3 separate regions of the Mus musculus genome follow, and all the other regions are linked to region 3. Evidence: chromatin loops called from intact Hi-C (ENCODE). Cell type or tissue: heart. All regions are shown on one strand.

The links. A loop is a pair of places that touch in the nucleus more often than their neighbours do. Peaks named below come from ENCODE experiments on the same cell type or tissue, not always from the same donor. Only the 100,000 strongest peaks of a DNase experiment are listed, where the experiment ranks them.
Region 1: it touches region 3 in a loop (4-fold over the local background); 3 of 42 quality-filtered maps call a loop at or near these places.
Region 2: a loop joins it to region 3, with 5 times the contacts of the local background. A loop is called at or near these places in 6 of 42 quality-filtered maps.

Annotation. Positions count from the first base shown.
Region 1 is chr9:101,410,792-101,415,791 of GRCm38, reverse strand. No RefSeq gene overlaps it. Among named protein-coding and RNA genes, the nearest start is that of Gm24638, 20 kb to the right of the region's middle. In heart, no CTCF peak of the experiment used is centred here; a DNase peak (open chromatin) is centred at 2,441.
Region 2 is chr9:101,324,594-101,329,593 of GRCm38, reverse strand. No RefSeq gene overlaps it. Among named protein-coding and RNA genes, the nearest start is that of Gm28979, 15 kb to the left of the region's middle. In heart, no CTCF peak of the experiment used is centred here; a DNase peak (open chromatin) is centred at 2,403.
Region 3 is chr9:101,675,179-101,680,178 of GRCm38, reverse strand. No RefSeq gene overlaps it. Among named protein-coding and RNA genes, the nearest start is that of Gm24638, 280 kb to the right of the region's middle. In heart, no CTCF peak of the experiment used is centred here; a DNase peak (open chromatin) is centred at 2,418.

The sequences.
Region 1 (5,000 bases), 260 kb after region 3:
ATATATATATATAAGTTAGGAACAGTTTATTACTCTATTTAACCAAGTAATGGAGCTTGGTTTCTCATAGGACCTATGACCTAGACATCTACTCGCTGTTAACAGTGGCAGGCATGAGGTCTGTCTTGTGAAGCAGGTCTTCCATCCAATTATAAAGAGGTTGTTTATTCCCACCCCATCTACAAAATTAAAAATGTCTAACTCATTTGTGTCACACGTGCCATGCTTCAAGTGTCTAACAGTTTCCTGCTGGATGGAAAAGAAGAGGATATTTCCATCATTGTAGACACTGTAGCTTCACACAGTGTTGCTCCAGGGCCTCACTTGGATTACTTAGAATCTCACAGAATCTACGGAGCTGGCAGTGAGTAGAGTAAGGATGGGGGTGTGGATGGAATCCAAAGTCTGCAAATCAACTGAAATCCAGCTCACACGATTATCACATTCAAGACCTTGGACCTTTTACTTAACCTTCCTGAGTCTTTATTATGCATTAAATTGAATAATCATCTTTTTCTAGGGGGAGTGGCAAAGAGTAAAATGGTACACAGAATGTAAACCAAAACAGAGGAGATGCTCGGAAATCCATGGCCATTATACGGAGAAGCCAGAAGAACCTTTCATGGGTATCACCTAGACCCAAAACAGTAGTCGGTCAGACCTGCTCAGAACCAGAAACACAGCACTCAAATCAGTATAGAACTAAGAGCTCCTCAGCCTTCCTGAGGTTCTTTGAAGGTCATTGGCCTTATACCTACCATCAGCCCAAGAAGATGAGCCCCCTCCAAGCCCCATCCTACAGATGATGTAACTGAGGTTCACTGAAGAGATGGGTAGGGTAACTGCAAGTCAAACCTCACACCTTCTCAGTCATCTGATGAAATGGCTCACTGTGGTCACATTCAGGGGGTTTTCAGAATCACTGTCTAAAGTCTTTCTTGGGTTTTATTCAGCCATAAAGGAAAATGAAATCACAACATTTGCACACACACACAAAAAGAAAAGGATGGAAATAAAGGATCACTTAGGAGAAATAATTGCCAGACTCAGAAAGACAAATTTTGTGTGTGTTTTCTCCTATGTGTGATATAGATTGAGATGGGGAGAGGAAGGAGGGAAGGGAGAACTATAGAGACAGAGAAGAATAGAAGATAAACTATTTGAGACAAGGAATGGGGTGGGGGATGGAGAAAGAGAAGGTGATGAGGGTGAGTATAAGTGTATCACATATATGAATATGAAACTGTCATAATGAAACCCATACTTTGCATAATTAATATATGCTAATAAAAATTTAAATATGATAAATAAATAAACAATCTCCTCCTTAAACAGACTGTGTCTATCAGGAAAGATGAGCAGGCTGGGATCCTTGGGGGTTGGGGTTATGGGCAGAGGTCTCTTGCTATTCCCAGGGAAAGATGAAGAAGAGCTCAGAATAAGCCACAGGGTCATACCGAGAACAGACACCATGTCCAGGCACCCTCTACTGGGGAAGGAGAAGAAAAATAAACAAACACATAGCTTGTGAAAATAGAATTGGATGTCCTCTCTGATCAGAACTGAGTGCTGACCTCCAAAAGGAGGAATCAGAAGGAATCAGCCTTCCAGGGTGGATAACGATAAACAGAAGCAAAGATGTTCCCATTCATTTATGGCATAAAACACAGTTGTGGGATGAGAGAGCCCATTTTGGTATGACAGGAGAAGGCATATAAAGGCTATGTGGAGCCCAGCCCTGACTGACCACATTATAACTCGACAAGAGCTGGAGGAGCACTGCAGCTAACAGTGTGGCCCCTTTAAGAGAGAGAGAGAGAGAGAGAGAGAGAGAGAGAGAGAGAGAGAGAGAGAGAGAGAGAGCGTGCTTTGCTTATTTTTATGAAGGCACCGAACATAACTAGCAGGATTTAAACTTGACTTTCCATACTCATTTGTGTTTACCCATAGCCTGCTCCATTTTTTCCCCAGGTTCTACACTAATGAAACGCTTATTTAGATGCTGGGGCCATCTGTGGCTGGTGCCTGCCGTGGGCACATCCCTTGCTCCTCATCTGCAGTTTGATGACATCTTGGAGCATGGGGAATTTCCCAGAATACCCCAGTCTTGGAGCCTAGTTGTGTGGGGAGTGAGAGTCAGAGAATAGAGGTCAGGCACCAGTGCTCCTCTGCTCCAAGGGGCTGGTCCTACTGCTCTGCCAGGAAATGTTGACAGCTGGCATGCATGTGGGCAGGCTCATCTACCAAGGGACACATTAGCTTGCGCAGGGGACAGAGGCATCAGTCTGGCATCATAGGTGTGGGTTCCACACACTAGTGACTCTGTGACTAGTGGCCCAGGCTGTCACTTCCTCCTGCCCCCACTCAACTTTCTCCATCCATACAGAGAACACCAACCCGTCTGGCTTCATCCACCCTATTTGGCTGCTTGCTCAGGTTTCTGTTCATTGGCCCATGTGATTTTTTAAACATCAGGTGGATTACATTCCTTTCAATTAATAAAGTTGGCACCAGGGCCTGCCTGTCACTATGGGTCCTTGTACACTCTCCTGATAAGTGTTCCCTTGCCCCCAGCATTGGCAGCCATGAGTCCCAAGACTTGTGTCTGTCCACAGCAATGACAGGCGAGAACAGCTGGCAGAGCACTTGTAGCCTTGCCCTTGGATGAGCCCTGTGGATGGCAAGCTCCCCACTCATGCTGTCCTTGCAGCAGCCTGACCCTCTGGGACCTCTACCCGAGCCACGCTTGACAAACAAGATGTTGCCGTTTCTGGCTATTTTTCTCTCCTCCCAGGTCCAGACTCGCTCTATGACAAAAATAAAATATCAAGTCCTTAACCACGCTTCAGTCACTGGACTCTGGTCTTTCTAAATGCCGTTCCTCGAGATTGTTTGATATGGGCTTTCTCTGTCGGTCATTCAACCTTCTTCATGGCTCAATGAGGGCCAGAATTCACCTGTGTTGTGCCTGGTGTTTTCCCATACCTGGCAAAGATAACTGTTTGTGGAGCAGACAAATTGCTTGCATAAGAGGAGACAGTCAAGCAAACAAACAAACAATAAAGCACAACATGAACAGTTGTTTTTATTTTCTAAGGCAAATATAAAGTTCTTTGGGAGGGTACCAAATGTCCAAGGGCAAGGCCCTGTGAAAATAGGACTGAGGTCTGGGAAGAAACAGCTCAACCACAGATCTTTAGGGCCACAGGACTAGCTACAATGTTCCTGTGTAGGTAGCAATGCTAAACACCAGCTGGAGGGCCAATGACTTGACTCCAGAGATAAGGATGCATGCTGTCAAGATCAGTATCAGCACTCGTACTGCATATAGGAAGGGGAGGAAGAAGAGGAGGAGGAAGCAGGAGAGAAGGAGGAGGAAGAGAAAGAGGAGGAAGAGGAAGAGGGGGAAGAGAAAGAGGAGGAATAGGAAGAGGAGGAAGAGGAAAAGGAAGGAGAGAAGGAGGGAGAGGAGGAAGAGGAGGGAGAGGAAGGAGAGAAGAGGAGGAAGAGGAGAAAGAGGAAGAGGGGAACATAAATCAAAAGGAATGAGAAAGTAAACTGGAGAAAACATTTTTTAAAAGAACAAAGAAATGGGAAAGAGGCATGGCACGGCTTGGCTTTCCAAATGTGACAGGCTGTAGAGTTGTCCAGGGTCACGCCTGGAGAGGCTCTCCTGAGAGGTGCTGGAGAGGGGGAAGGCCTCTGTCCCAGCTTCTAGTTATCACCCTCCTTCAGGCTTCCTTCAAAAGCACCCTGCTACCACAAACCTAAAATACCACTTCTCTATGAGGTGGGCTTGATGGTCAAAAGCTTCTTTGGAGTCCTCTCCACCCGGAAACAGGATCTCAAGTGATGCTGTTGGTCTTGTCCGACTCTGAGGAAGGGCATGGAAGGATTCGGAGGCCCAACAATTTACTGGCTGGTCTTCTGATTCAAGGGATTCTGCACTTCAAATTGCTTCAGTCCAAACTCTTTATGATTTTTCTGGGCTACTGGGAGGAGAGCGTATTGATTCTGTGTTTTGATAAGGTCAGCAATGATCAACTCTGACAGTCGGGTGGATGGTCTGTCCCCTTCCCCCTCCACTGGATATGGCTGCACATGCAGAAAAGGAGAGAGGGAAACAAAGGCGGTGGGGGGAGGAGTAGGCAATACCTTTTGTCTCCATGGTTCTGAAAACCTCTTTAAGCCCCATCAGCAAAAGTGGGCTCATCTGGGACTGCAGCCGAGGAGAAGCGTAAGGGCACACTTGATCTTTTCCGCGTGCGGGTTTCATTTCCCTTTCCCCTTGTGTGTTCCTGCCCTGCAGCTTACTCTCCTGATGGTGACTCATTTTCCTCCAAAGAACCAATTAAGTTCTTCGTAACATCAGCAGACTCGCGATGACACTGATTAACGTTCAGAACCTGTAGGACTGTCGAGATGGGGATGACGAGGAAAGCACAGAGAAGGCCCCTCTGAGGCTTCCCGCAGTTGATTTGAGCTTGATGAGAAAAGTGCTCAGATTTTTCTCGCTTAGCTATAGCCCAGGAGGGGATGCTGCCTGGAGCTGCCTCCCCAGAAAGAGACTGCCTCTCCCCGAGAATGCCAGGCAGTTTCCCAAAGCTGTTCTATCAGTCATGGGCTCACTCCCTGGAGGCTGTCAGGATTTGGATAGGAAGAGTCATCCCAGCCCTCAAGAGACTGGCCTGTTGACGATTTGATCCCCAGCTAGCGGTACTATTGGATGAAGAAGGCACTGACGTCATCATCGGGTTGAGCACTGACAAGTTTATGTTGAATGGGCTCTTGGGAGATGGGGCCCTATTAGAAGTAAGTCAGCGAGCATGCCTTTGAAGAATATGTTGTATGCCTGCCTTCAGCACAGAGCTTGAAAGATCACTGCGCTGAACTGCATCAAGCAGGAAGAGGAAGCATACCAAGGGTGTCCTTGGGACCCCTTCCTCTGATGCGCTCTTCCACATTTCTGCTCTAACACCGGCTTGAAAGCAATGGCGCAT
Region 2 (5,000 bases), 350 kb after region 3:
GGAAAACAAAAGAAGATGAACTTCAAGCCTATCCGTTTGCTCACTGTTACCTGCTCTGGTTACAAGTTTACCGAGGAAGAGGGCTGAAATGATTAATTAATGTGAAGTTTGGAGACTGCCTAGGAAGCTCATTTGTTCAAGCTCATCTTTCCTCCTGAAATCATCTGTACAATACAGTGCATTGGCCTTGGGATTAGGCGATTAGGCTAAGATAGTCACCATGATTATGTTGTCTGGAGGAAAAGCAATCATGGCAAATAATTAAGGGAAGAAGGCTGGCATTGGATCTCCTTTGTAAGAGTCAGTGTTACATGCAAGAAATAAAAATAGAATGACCACAGGGCACAGCTAGCCCGTTCCTGGAATGTACCCAGAGAACTCTGTAACCTACCACAGTGATATTTGCACATCCGTGTTCATTGCTGCTCTATTTACAATAGCAAGAAAATGGAGCCAGCCTAAATGCCCATCAACAGATGAATGGATAATAAAAATGTGGCATGCACACACAGTGGAATTTTAATCAGCTGTTGAGAAAAAATGGAATTATGAGGCAGGAGAGATAGCTCAACAGTTAAATACATATACTGCTTTTGCAGAGGACCCAAATTCAGTCCCCAACACCCATGTTGTAACCACCTATAACTTCAGGGGGTCATCTGGCCTCCGAGGGCACCTGCATGCATGCACACACCCACACATACATTCACAGACACAGTTTTAAACTACTAAGGTAAAGGAAAAAATGAAATTTGCAGGAAAACTGATGGAACTGTAAAGGATTGTATAGTAAGTGAGGTGACCAAGTCTCAGAAAGAAAAACAATCACCTGTTCCCCCTTGTCTGCAGACCCTGTGTTAGTAAGAGTTTGGGAAAGTGGGTTAGAGAGTGTGAAACTAGACAGGAGACTGCAAGAGGGAAACAAGAAGTGTTGAGAAAGGGTGGGGCTGGGTAAAGGTCACATGTGGTGTGAAATAGAAAGGATACTGGGAATGGGATGGGAAAACACAAAAGAAAGAGAGTGGGGGAACTGTTGGTAGAGGAAAAAATTAAAATATTTTGACAAAACCATAATAAAAACCCAATTCTTTATAAGCTAATACATTTCCAAAATAAATAGATTATCCTAAATTTAGTCAGGCCAAGTGTGCCATGCTTATATTCCTAACCCAGGAAATGGGGGAGTGAAGTCACAAGTTCACGACCCTCCTAATGTACACAGCAAGATCCTATCAAAGGAAGGGAAGGAGGAAGGAAAGGAAGGAAGGAAGGAAGGGAGGGAGGGAGGGGGGGAGGGAGGGAGGGAGGGAGGGAGGGAGGGAGAGAGGGAGAGAGGGAGAGAGGGAGAGAGGGAGGAATCAAAACTTCATGTCATCTCACAGGTTTTTAATTAAATTATAAGATGTGATGTCTTACATCTAGTGAATGCCACTAGATATTTCACTAGAATACCTCCAATAGCTCCTTTGTTTATCTATCCCAATTGCAGAAGCCTCACTATAGAGAAAGATGTGCTTACAGAAATAATCTTAATAATGCTCTTAGGAAAGCTGATTTTCAATGATGGAGAATTTACACAAGCCACTGAGCAAACATTACAGCAAGCTAAGCCAGGTTGTTAAATAAACAATTAATACTGACCATGAAAGATAATCATGTAAAATGGAACTTAATCAGTGAAAATGGAAGATCATCAAGAAGAGGAAATTGGAGCTTTTCAAAACAGATATTTACCTATAAATACATATATGTATATATGTTGTATTTAAAGAAATAGTCTGGCTTTGTTTTCCTCTAGACAAAAGATTCTTGTTTTGTAATTTAATATTTGTTGGTTTGTTCAGACCATTATTTTAATATTCATCAGAAAATTCTTTTCCCCTTAAGCGTGTAGTTTTCCTATTATGGTCTAGTGTATACCCAAGGCTGAAAGCTTTTATAGAAGGAATACAGCTCTAATCTTTGAAAAACATGATAAGATATATAATTTACTGAAATTCACTTTATTATCAAATTTGCAAGAATATATCTAAGGCATAAAATGAGGTCTCCCTACACATTATGCTACAGGCTCAACTTCCAAAGTTGTCTTACCCAAAACTCAAAGAAAACTTATCCACAGAGTAGAAAGAGACTGAACCAGACTCCGATGGCTTCTACTCTTCCTGTCACCCTCCAACCCTGAGACCGGGGCCAGCCGCTTCTCTCCTAAGCCCTCTGCAACAAATGACCTCCACATTCTTCCAACCCTTCACGAGTAATCTATGGGACAAAAGAAAGAGGTTGTTCCAGCAGGAAGAAAATCCAAATGAGCTAAGGAAATGCAAGATCAAAGTTCAGTTGAGGATAGGTATGGCACTACATGACAGGCCACTGGCCAGATAACTTTAATTAGCCGGAGGTGTTGGGGGAGGGCTTGCTTGCTCCCAGATCTGGAACACAGTGCTGCTATTTCATGAATTTTACAGTTCCACCTAGACGTAGCTGAACTCTGGGAACCTCTTTTGTATGAAGTAAAGGATTTGTGAGCCAGAATGCCAATCTAATAACCTACCCAATAGGGGTAGATATTTATAGTGTCTGAAGCACTCTTTGCAGCTATTTAGAGTGTTGATTCCTGTTATTAAGGTAACTGGAGCCCTGAACCACTCAACAAAGTGCTAGTTGACTAAATATAAAATTAGTTAGAGCTAAGCTGGTGCTGAGAGAGCAAGGAACCACAGAGAAACTTTCAAGGTCAGACTAAAGCAAGCAATTTTAATCATGTGTGTGTACATGTATTCTCTGAGGCCATAAGAAGGCATGATCTCCTGGAGCTGGAGTTACAGATAGTTTTGAGCTGCCCAATATCTGACTCTAACTCAGGTCTTCTACAAAAACAACATTTGCTCTTAACTACTGAGCCATCTCTACAGACCAAGAAAGTATTCTCCTCCCCCCCCTTTTTTTTATTGGGTATTTATTTCATTTACATTTCCAATGCTATCCCAAAAGTCCCCCACACACTCCCTCACCCACTCCCCCACCCACCCACTCCCACTTCTTGGCCCTGTCGTTCCCCTGTACTGAAGCATATAAAGTTTGCACGACTAATGGGCCTCTCTTTCCACTGATGGCCGACTAGGCCATTTTCTGATTCATATACAGCTAGAGACACAAGCTCCAGGGTACTGGTTAGTTCATATTGTTGTTCCACCTATAGGATTGCAGATCCTTTTAGCTCCTTGGGTACTTTCTCTAGCTCCTCCATTGGGGGCCCTGTGGTCCATCCAATAGCTAACTGTGAGCATCGATTTCTGTGTTTGCTAGGCCCCGGCATAGTCTCACAAGAGACAGCTCTATCTGGGTCCTTTCAGCAAAATCTTGCTAGTGTATGCAATGGTGTCAGCGTTTGAAGGCTGATTATGGGATGGATCCCCGGATATGGCAGTCTCTAGGTGGTCCATCCTTTCGTCAAAGCTCCAAACTTTGTCTCTGTAATTCCTTCCATGGGTGTTTTGTTCCCAATTCTAAGAAGGGGCAAAGTATCTTATATCTTGGGTATCCTAAGTTTCTGGGCTAATATCCACTTATCAGTGAGTACATATTGTGTGAGTTCCTTTGTGATTGGGTTACCTCACTCAGGATGATGCCCTCCAGGTCCATCTATTTGCCTAGGAATTTCATAAATTCATTGTTTTTAATAGCTGAGTAGTACTCCATTGTGTAAATGTACCACATTTTCTATATCCATTCCTCTATTGAGGGGCATCTGGGTTCTTTCCAGCTTCTAGCTATTATAAATAAGGCTGCTATGAACATAGTGGAGCATGTGTCCTTCTTACTGGTTGGAACATCTTCTGGATATATGCCTAGGAGAGGTATTGCGGGATCCTCCAGTAGTTCTATGTCCAATTTTCTGAGGAACCGACAGACTGATTTCCAGAGTGGTTGTACAAGCTTGCAATCCCACCAATAATGGAGGAGTGTTCCTCTTTCTCCACATCCTCACCAGCATCTGCTGTCACCTGAATTTTTGATCTTAGCTATTCTGACTGGTGTGAGGTAGAATCTCAGGGTTGTTTTGATTTGCATTTCCCTGATGATTTCAGGTGCTTCTCTGCCATTCGGTATTCCTCAGGTGAGAATTCTTTGTTCAGCTCTGATCCCCATTTTTAATGGGGTTATTTGATTTTCTGGAGTCTACCTTCTTGAGTTCTTTATATATATTGGATATTAGTCCCCTATCTGATTTAGGGTTGGTAAAGATCCTTTCCCAATCTGTTGGTGGCCTTTTTGTCTTATTGACGGTGTCTTTTGCCTTGCAGAAGCTTTGCAACTTTATGAGGTCCTGTTTATCGATTCTCGATTTTACAGCGCAACCCATTGCTGTTCTATTCAGGAAATTTTCCCTGTACCCATATCTTCGAGGCTTTTCCCTACTTTCTCCTCTATAAGTTTCAGTGTCTCTGGTTTTATGTGGAGTTCCTTAATCCACTTAGATTTGACCTTAGTAAAAGGAGATAGGAATGGATCAATTCTCATTCTTCTACATGAAGAAAGTATTCTTAACCAAGGGTTTCAGATATCATCCTGGGCTTCAAGAGATCTGTGACCTTATGAAGATTGTATGCAGAACTCCATAAGAACAAAGAAAAAATTTTTATTCTTCTCTCATATTGTACATTCCAACCAGTTTCTCCTGCTCCACTCCTCCCAGTTCTCCCCATACTTCTTCTCTCCCCCACATCCACTCCTCTGCTTGCCTTCAGAAAAGAGCAGACTTCCCAGGGATATCAACGCAACATGGCATAACAAGATACAGTAAGATTAGGCACAAACCCTCATAGTCAGAGGAAGAATCCCAAGAGCAGTCGAGTCAGAGATTCCCACACTCTCGCTGTCAGGAGTCCCACAAAAACAAAAACACCATAACATGTATGCAGAGGACCCAGCACAGATCTGTGCAGACTTCATGAGCCTGGTGAGCCCTGCTTAGTTGGTTCTGTGAGCTGTGTTCT
Region 3 (5,000 bases):
GGAATATGCGATGAGATCTCTTAGCGAAGTGACCCAAGTCTAAGTGTGAAGTCGGTTCCCATTCCCCACGCCCCTTGTTGTTTTCTGCTGTGCCTGTGTTGTAACTACAGCTCATCACATGAGTCTAGGGGTGGAATTTTCCACTTGTGGCATCATAGAGGTTCTCGAAGGGCTTGAGATCTTTGAAGCATTTCAGATCTAGGGCTTTCGGATTTTACGTGCTCTACTTCTATTTCTACAGGTACGTGAGAGCATCTAAAAATAGAAACACTGACCCATGCCAAGTCGTGAGGAAGAGAGGGATCCAACAACATTCTCTCCCCCACACAGGTAGGGTGTAATATGGTATCACTGCCTTGAAAAACTATTTTGAATTAATTATTTTTAAATGCTTGGGCTGAATAGTGATCAATTAATATATGTACCACATATACCACAGGACCTCAAGTTTGGTTCCAGAACCTACAACTGGAAGCTCACAATCACTCGTGACTCCAACTCTGACCTCCTTAGGCATCTGCACCCATGTACATGCACTGATACATGCACCCATGCATGCGTGCACGCACACACACACACACAGTTAACAAAGATATAAATCTATTTAAAAATTTAAAACCCACCTATTATGACCCACCCATCCTTCTAGATATTTTCCAAAGAGAAACGAAGTGTACACCTGTACAAAGACTGGTGAGTAAGGGCTCATAGCAATTTCATTCATAAAAGCCCCCAAATGAACACAATTCAAATGTCTATTAACAGGCAAGTGAATGAATGAATTAGGATACAGCCGTGTACTGATAGTCAACAGCAATAAGGGATGAGCCATTGATAAAACAACACTGATGGATTTCAGAATAATTACACTGACTCCATGGAGCCAGTCAGAAGATAAATGACACATAATAGCCCTATTTATATAAACTTTAGAAAAGGCAGACCACTTTGTAATAATATAAAGTACCTCTATTAACCTGTGAGTGATGGAAGTAGGTGAAGCAGGCTACACCCCTTTTGCAGGGAGCCTTTGGGAAATACATCCATGCTATTGTGATGGATTCGTGTGAGTTTTCATACATCAAGATTCACCAAATTGTACATGCTGAAAGTGTGGATATTAAAACAAATACAGATTATAAAGTGACAAGGTCCGGGGCATTATTTAAAGGAATGCTTTTTATTTTTATTTACGTTGGGGTGGGGAGCTTTAAAAATGATAGTACTGTAAAAGGGTAAAGGAAGCAGGGAAGCACTCAGAAACTGCAGTAAAAGTAGGTGCCTCGGAACTAGGGAAGGAAGCAGGGGCTGAAGAAAGAAGCATTTAACTTGGAGCCAAGACAGAGCTCAAGGAAGCTAGAGAAACATTACCCCCGTCTGTTCAGAGAAAGAGAGCCATCCTGCACCACACACGTTTGCATGCACACATGCACTCACAAACTCATGCAACCTCCCCCCCCAACCCCCTCACACATACTTCCAATGACCAAAGTATCCTATTGCCAAAAGGGATCAAGAAGAGACTGCAGAAAATTGGGAGTCTCTGGGTGCCTTCCTTTTCTAAAAGTCTCAAGGCTTCAGGAAAACTCCAGGAGACAAAAAGCTTTGCAAAGTTTCTGAGTGATGTAGTTCAGTGGTCTGCAAGTGGTTACCACCGCTGCTGCCTCTGTCGCCACCACCACCGGCACTACCGGCACCACCAGCACCATCATTACTATCACCAACAGCAGTTAAAAGGGACGCCCAAGTCCGTGTCTTTTGATTAGGGGCACTTGATAGCAGCTGCATACTGTACTAGTTACTTTTCTAGTTTCCAGGACAAACAATCCGTCTGTCTCAATGGTTTTAAGAAGTTCTCGAACCATCTTGGTGGGTAAGGCATGTCGCTGGCAATGTCTGGGTCTGTGGTAGCAGGCACTGGTGGTTACATCAGTTGACTTGGGCTGGGACACAGACAACTTTGGCTGGGACAGAGGTTGGTACAGTTTTCAAGCGCCCATATCTAGTAACCCACCTGTCAGGCCTTACCTCTCAGAGGCCCCACAGCCTCTAAGTTATGAGACACACTGGAGATCGATTATATAGAACTTGACATTTTGAGCTTGACATTCCAGATTCAAACCATAACACCTGCACACGCAGCGACGTTGGTCCATTATACTGATTGAAACTGTAAATGTGTAAGATAGGAAGCGACAAAAACTGTTTCCACATTTGATGTTACATCACAAATTGGAGTAAGCACACCTCAATTTGGAGACCACTGGGCTAGATAAAGAGTTCCAATCATATGTAGTGAACAGGGAACAATCAGACTTGTCCTGGAAGGTCAAAACAACATTTTTAAAAATAGAAATATTTGTGATAACCAACACTGGAAGCAGTTGGCCCAGCCAAAGGAGAATTGCTGGCCAAATTTATATCCATTTGGCAGACTGTCGAGCAACCACTTCAAACAATGTTTTCAGAGACTCCTCTGGCATGCACAGTGTTCATGAGGTGCCATGAATGCAAAGGGCAATTGACAATACCCCAGCACAAAGGAGAATTATTAATGTATCGTGGAAAAACTCAGAAGAAATGGAGGTGCAACAAAATGGTTGAGCACTTTATGTTTCTACTCTGTCCTTCAGTTTCCGAATGCTTCCAAGTGGGAAATTTCAAGCATATGATTATAAAAAAATACAACAATTTTGTGAAGAAAATATAAATAATTTCATCGTGCTGAGTGTGGTGGGTGGGAGGCCGAGACTACAAGATTTCAGGTCTAGCCTGCGCAAAGTAGAAGTCCTTGTCTTGAAAATATTGAAGTTAGTTAAATAATCAACTGGGTCCATAAAGCAGTATGTTAGTTACTTTTTTTGTGATAAAATACTTGGTGAAAGACATTTAGCTGGCTCACAGCTCAAGGGTAGAATCCATCATGACAGGGAAGGTACGGCAGCTGAGGAATGAGGTGGATGGTCACATTACATCCTCAAGCAGGAAACAGACAGATGGATCATGGTGATCAGTTGGCTTTCTCCTGTTTATTAAGCCTGGGACCTTAGTCCATGGAGTGGTACCACCTATAATTAGGAGCAATCTTTCCACCTCAATGAACTTGAACCCTAAACTCCCTGACTATGCATCACATAAACTGTCTGAATCCTCAGCAATGATCGGAGCAAGGACCCCACCAGCACAGGGTATCTACTCCCCTCTCCCCCAACCCCTCCATTCTTCTGTGTTAATCATCTGGTCATCCATAGACAAGGCCCACAAACATAAGGGGTTTCAGATGCAGGATTTCTCCATATAGTGTCTCAGCTAGATACCGTGTGTTGTCACACCACGTGATCATATCCTATAAGCAGGAGTCTTTCTTCCCTTACAGAAAACAATCTTGATTTTTCTATGAAGCACGGTGGTTGAAGGATGTCCTGGGTGCTACATTCCTAAAAGACTCAAGAGGTAAAGATTCTGAGACGAGCAGATAAATGGGTGTTGTCTGAAAGGCTGAGAGGTGAGGGATCACACAATTTTGTGGGTCCACAGCCATAGACTTACCAAATCCCCAAGTCTGTGACTAGGGATATCCTGCCAAATGTGATCCAGGTTTAGTTCCAGACATAAAAGGAAGCACTTTCTCTCTCAGTGAATAATAAATGTATTGGAACTCATTGGAATTCATCACCCCCAAGAGGTGAGGCTGGCAGGAAATACAAACGCCTTCCAAAAAGGTTCAGGAAAATTTATGAATGATGGAATTGTGAACGACCTCTCTTGTACCTTTCTCCGTACTCCATTTGCAAAAGCAGACATGGTCTTTAGAGGCTGAGAAGGAGCTGACCTCATGGATGCTGGCTACTCAGATTTCTGCTGCTGGCCAGGCAAGGTCAAGGCCCCCATTTTATGTTACCATGGCATCCGGTGTTTAAATCTTCACAGCCCCGCCTACATGGTTATAAATACTCATTGATGTGCCTGAAGCCCAGCTAAGAAGCCATATCAACAAGAGCAGAGTCAATGCTAAGTAAGTGTGCAATAAAGTTGGGTTGAAAGAAAGAACATCTGTCCTTGTTTGCGAGATCTACCCAGGAAGGCATGCTGGCAGTTCTACTGGATCAAGGTCAGGCCTTGATGTTTGGATGCTGCAGGGATGTGGGCTATTTGGGCATGTTCCAGTATATACTCCCCAAATCGTAGCAGAGGAGAAAACACAGTGGAGTGGCAATATCATCTCTGCTTAGAGAGTGCTCTTAAGGAACACCTTATCTACCACTATACAAGAACATCTCTGGTGAGGAAAAGCCCCAAGACCCATAGAAGCTTCCCCAACTAATGTCTACAAAACCCCCTCAACCCCTGACTTGCTTACCAGAAAGTTCTGCTGTCCACCATAGTGGCTTTCTGGGCTTTCCCCTGCAATCCAATTCATTTGCAATTTCCTGATAATCTCCATTGCCCTCTGTTACTGTAGCGGCGTATCTCTAATGCCCTGTCTTTTACCATTCATCTTCAGGTTATAGGTGTAGGGAATCAACTTTATTTTTCCAGTAATTGTCAGCATCAGTGCTAATTCCGTAGATATCGCCTCCATAAATGTAATATTATGCTAATTTTAATGCAAATAAAGTGATCAGTTCAGAGAAGTGGTTTGCTCTAATGGGATTTTGTCTACACTGAAAATTTTATAAGACAGTCTATGTTTTGGTAGGATATGGTGCACCAGGGTCCTGTTTCCTTATTCTTGATTTATGACTTGGCAGATAGATTATAGAATCACGGGTTTGAATCAGTTTTATGGGTAAAATGTGGTCACAGATGGTGACATTTGGCTCACTGTTAACTACACATAGTCAAGAAGTGGTAACCCACGTAAGGTTTTCAGGAACAAGAGGAACAAGCACAGCATCAGAATGCTGTCTCTGGGTTTGTGATTGTTACAACCTGGTGACTAGGCAGGATGGCTCATCTGCTACAGGGTCTCCTTGTCAGGGCTCATTTGAAATGCTATT